Linked DNA regions of Homo sapiens: region 1 is linked to region 2. A link is an interaction called in ENCODE POLR2A ChIA-PET data of the cell type or tissue named here. Cell type or tissue: PC-9. All regions are shown on one strand.

What was found. Peaks named below come from ENCODE experiments on the same cell type or tissue, not always from the same donor. Only the 100,000 strongest peaks of a DNase experiment are listed, where the experiment ranks them.
Region 1: POLR2A ChIA-PET joins it to region 2 with 12 read pairs; 2 of 35 experiments call an interaction of 5 or more read pairs at or near these places.

The regions. Positions count from the first base shown.
Region 1 is chr11:110,075,841-110,078,340 of GRCh38, reverse strand. No RefSeq gene overlaps it. Among named protein-coding and RNA genes, the nearest start is that of ZC3H12C, 16 kb to the left of the region's middle. RefSeq lists enhancers at 96-145, 446-615, 1,704-1,998. In PC-9, no CTCF peak of the experiment used is centred here; DNase peaks (open chromatin) are centred at 233 and 1,560; H3K4me3 peaks cover 375 bases; H3K27ac peaks cover 2,500 bases.
Region 2 is chr11:110,319,659-110,322,158 of GRCh38, reverse strand. No RefSeq gene overlaps it. Among named protein-coding and RNA genes, the nearest start is that of RDX, 24 kb to the right of the region's middle. In PC-9, no CTCF peak of the experiment used is centred here; no DNase peak of the experiment used is centred here.

The DNA.
Region 1 (2,500 bases), 240 kb after region 2:
AAAAATTTCTAATATCTATGGCCACTGTTTATTCTCTTCCAACTCCTAGTGTAATTAATTTAGAAGTTAGGAAATTTATAAGCCAGATGGGAATTAGACTATGCTCAAAAGCCCAGGAGACTTTTGTCTGTATGTTTTTGGTTGTTCCATAGTGAGACCATATTTTCCCCAGTGATGTTAATGAAGGGATGAGTGGCCTTTCGTTGGTGCTTACTCAGTCTTTGTCTTTCCTGTGAGTCATTATTGTTTTCTAGCTAGATACTGTGGCCAGCCCCGCTTTCAATATGTCATTTTCATTCATTTGGAAACTAAAGAGCTGTGCTTTGCACCACGTCCTTGATGTCAGCAAAGCCAGCTCTGTCGGACTAAAATGCAGAGACATGTTTGCAGCTAGTGCAAAGAGTTGCAGGCTGCCTATCTCAGGGAAACAGCTGCGTGGAGCATGTGAAAAGCGCTATTTAGAAGGGTTTGAGGGCTTGTATGCCTAGAGCAACTAGCACCTCAAGCCTGGCCTTGGTAAGAAAGCTGGCCTTCATCTTTGTGACTGGGAGTTACAGAATGTACCATGTAGGGGAGATATGAACTCCCTGTAAAATAGTGACATGACATATATCCCTAAGTGTCCCATGGGATGGTCATCTTATAAGGGATAAATGAGTTAATACATGTAAAACAGAAAGATTCTTGGTTATTAAAATGATCTAAGCTTTTCACATATGTTATCTCATGCAATCTTTATAACCACTCTATTCAGATAAGGAAACTAGGTCTAGAGATGTGACGTAAATTTCCCAAGGTCACACAGCTAGTCAGTGGCTGAGTTAAAATTCAAACTGAGTTCTTCCAGACAATCAGAGCCCTTAACCTTTACCAATGAACTCAAATTCAACACCTGGAATTATATTCTGTTAGTGATACCAGGGGCAAAGTACTGTAGTTGACATGGAAAGAAAAAAAAGTATGAATTAAAGAGAACTGTCCTGAGCATGCCCTAGTGTGATGCTCAGATAAAGGAAGGAGCCCCTGCTATACAGTTTGGAAGTTCCAGAAAGGAGACAGCTGAGCTATGTCCAGAAGCCATTTGAAAGTCTGATGAGGGATTCTGTTGACTTTTGCATTCTTCAGTGTATTTATACCCTTCCCCAAATTACTTCACTATATAAATAAACCTACAGGTGTGGGAAAATTGAGTGTGTGATAATTAAGATTGGAGACAAAGAATTAAAAAAGTCAAGATATGAAAACCCTTCAGTTTGTGATAATGATCATGGCACCTCAGTAGATGTCTAATAAATTGATGAAAACTTAGAGATTATCTCAGAATGTTTTGTATGTAAAGCACGGATTACATCAAACAGAATTAAAGCCTTTTAGATCATAATAAAAATAATTTATGGATGAATAATTTTAACGGGTGATTTGAAAAAACCTGGATCCTTCTAAGAAGAGACATGTGGTTGCATAAGACAGGAAGATTTACTGCAGTCAATTCTCAGAGGCCTCAGAGCTCTAGTTAGCATGGCCCCAGGCATTTTATGGTTTTTACAATCTATTTGCTTTTAACTATATCAGCTTCTAAGGGCTGGATATCCTTCCGGGAGTAATGCTGTAAGGAAGTTAGCGTTGTCCAAGACCCTAAGGCACTGCTGTTCAGAATCTGTCCTTAATAGTAACAGAAGTGTGTGATATAGTTTGAATATGCGTCCCCACCAAATCTCCTGTTAAAATGTAATCCCTAGCGTTGGAGGTGGGGCCTGGAGGGAGGTGTTTGAGTCATGTGGGTGGATCCCTGATGACTTGGTGCTGTCCTCTCAGTAGTGCATGAGTTCTTGAGCGATCTGGTCCTTTAAAAGTGTTTTGCACCTCCCCCCACTTTCTCTCTTGCTCCTGTCTTTGCCTTTGACATGCCTCCTCCCGCTGCACCTTTATCTTGAGTAAAAGTTCCCTTAGGCCTCCCCAGAAGCTGAGCAGATGCATCCTTCCTCTACATCCTGCAGAAGCCTGAGCCAATTAAACCTGTTTTCTTTATAAATCACCTAGTCTGAGGTGATTTCTTTATAGCAATGCAAGAACAAGTTAGCACAGGATGTCTCTGGACAAGGGGCGCCTCTGGGCAACAGGTTGATCACTTAGTGGGTAAGTGGGTAAAGGGTACACTTCGAAAAGTCTATGGTCTCCTAATTCCAGCAGGATTTCCTTTCTTGGACTCCAAAAATTGGTTAGTTGCTTCTCTGAAGTTTTCTCACAGCATTTTGCATGGTATCCCACTGTGACTCCCAGCAGGACTTTATGGTATAAGCTGGTAATGAAACCACCTTTGTAAAAATCATAACTGAGGAAATTATGACAGTGTAAGAGATCAGACTTAACCGACTCCATCTTGCTTCTGACCTCTAAGCTGTCCTTGTTCATTCCTGGGCGTAGGCCAAACTAGCCTTGGAAAGGAATTTATAGTTTAAACTCTGAAACAAAATTGATAATAGCCCTTTCCCGAAAAACC
Region 2 (2,500 bases):
TGGCAAAAGGTTGAATGTTTTCACCCTAAAATCCATGTTAGATAGAATCTAGATACATAGTGAGCTAGGAGAGTTGGACAAGAAAATCAAGAAACAAGAAGAGTTAGTCATAAAAAGAAATGACTTTGGTGGATACTTTCCTGAAAAGGTGAACACTGGCACAAATACAAAAGGCTGCAGACCCCTTAGATGGTTCCTGAACCCTGCAACAGAAACAATGTTGTTTAACGTTTCAATGAACTGTTTCATAGTCCATCTTGTTCACTGTTTTAACTCAACTATTATTGTAGGGAACACTGGAGTTACCCGTAACTAATCTCTAAATTTTAGTTTCAATCCTACTGCTAACACCACTACACCAACCATTACTTTTTAAAATCTAACTGTCCAAGAGACCTGTACAGTGGTAATGATGGTGGCTGACATTTACAGAGTACTTACAATGTACCAGGCCCTGTTTTATGTTCTTTACACGTATTAATTAAATTGCTACAGTGGCCGTAAAAGTAGTCACTATTATTTCCCTCCATATTCCAGATGGGAAAACTAAGGCAAGGACTCAATAAGTAATTTGCCAATAGTCAATCAGCTAATAAGCAGCAAAGCTAGGATTCAAATCCAATGATCTGCCCCCAGAGCCTATGTACTTGACCTTTATGTAATCCTGCCCCTCGGAGCTCAGCTGTTTAATGTGAAAACTATAGCCAGGGCCCCATAATTATTTGGTCAGGGGTTTTACACCTTTGTAGAAAAGAAGCTTGGGATGGGGAAATCTAAGAATTGTGGTAAAAACATCCCTCCTGTTTCCTTGGTGGCAAGCAGGGCTGTATATATGTGTGTTTGTTTTTGTGTTTTTAAATTGTGTAATGAAAGTGGTCAGCTCCAGTGAGCCCACTCCCATGAAGGGGGATATCTCTGAGTGATGAGTTGTCTCAGAGAATCTGATACTCAAGAGGATCCATTAGGGCCAGGCGTGGTGACTCATGCCTGTAATCCCAACACTTTGGGAGGCCAAGGCAGGAGGATTGCTTGAGGCCAGGAATTTGAGGCTGGCCTGGGCAACATGGCGATACCCTGTCTGTATAAAACACGAAAAAATCAGCCGGGCACAGTGGCTCATGCCTGTAATCCCAGCAATTTGGGAGGCCGAGGCGGGCAGATCACCTGGGGTCAGGAATTCGAGACCAGCCTGGCCAACATGGCGAAACCCTGTCTCTACTAAAAATACAAGAGTTAGCCAGGTGTGGTGGCAGGCGCCTGTAATCCCAGCTACTCGGGAGGCTGAGGCAGGAGAATCGCTTGAACCCCAGGGGGCGGAGGTTGCAGTGAGCAGAGATCGCACCATTGCACTCCAGCCTGACAGAGTAAGACTGGAGTCTCCTGACAAAGTGAGACTCCATCTCCAAAAAAAAAAAAAAAAAAAAAAAAATTCCACAAAAAGATTATCTGGGAATGGTGGTGCAAGCCTGTAGTCCCAGCTACTCAGGAGGCTGAGGTGGGAAGATCAGCTCAGGAGGCGGAGGCTGCAGTAAGCCATGATAATACCATTGCACTGCAGCCTGGGTGATAGAATGAGATCCTACGTCAAAAAAAGAAAAGAAAAGGAAAAAAAAAAAAAGGAGTATCCATCAGACTAATTAACCAAGTTAGTAAACACAGGATTAAAGCAAGAGCTGTATTTCCAGGGATCAAGGCCACAAAGACTAACTGGACTGCCAGTGCTGAATATGAAGGCCTTGGGATTGAGGGCAGATTCCTTGCAGAGCAGAGAGGGAATTTTTCTTTTTTTTTAACTTAGAAAGAAGAAGAAAGCTGGGCCCAGGGAGTCAGGAGTCTATTTGAAGGAAAATCAGTTGAGTCCCGACCTGGGGATGACAGATAATCTAAAGGCTAATCCCAGAAAATAGACACAGAACCGAGTTCCAAAAAGACCCAGCATTTTTCCTGAGATTCCACCAGGGATGATTTGTTTAAAGTAACATTGGACCAGAAATCCAAGGAGCTCAGTCTAGCCTCCATCCTGTCAGCCCAGACAGTGTGGAGGCCAGAAATAATTGAAGCTGTGCACTTTACAAACTACCAATCCAACCAGGCTATCACTAGACCTCAGGGAGATTAGGATAAAAGAAAAAAAAAATCTGAGTTTTGTAAACCTATCCATTTCTGTGCTCTGATATTTTCTCTCTTTTCCTTGAGTTTATTTATTTTGGGGTTTGTTTTTCTCTTTTAATTCCAACCAAGTCCCAGATGAACCAAAAGGAAAACTGATTTCCTACACCTACATCGGGATAAATAATGGAAATGCTCCAGAAGCAGATAAGGTAGGTGAGAGCCAGAGAATCTGAGGCTGGGAGAAGAGTGAGGAAGTAGGATGGGGCAGAGTTCTGAACAGTAGGGCACACTAATACCTTCCTTCCTAGAGATTCTTACCTTATCTTTATGCTTTTCCTGGAAGTTTGTGCTTGCACAGTGGCCTTGGGCATAAGGTGAAAGGGCATAA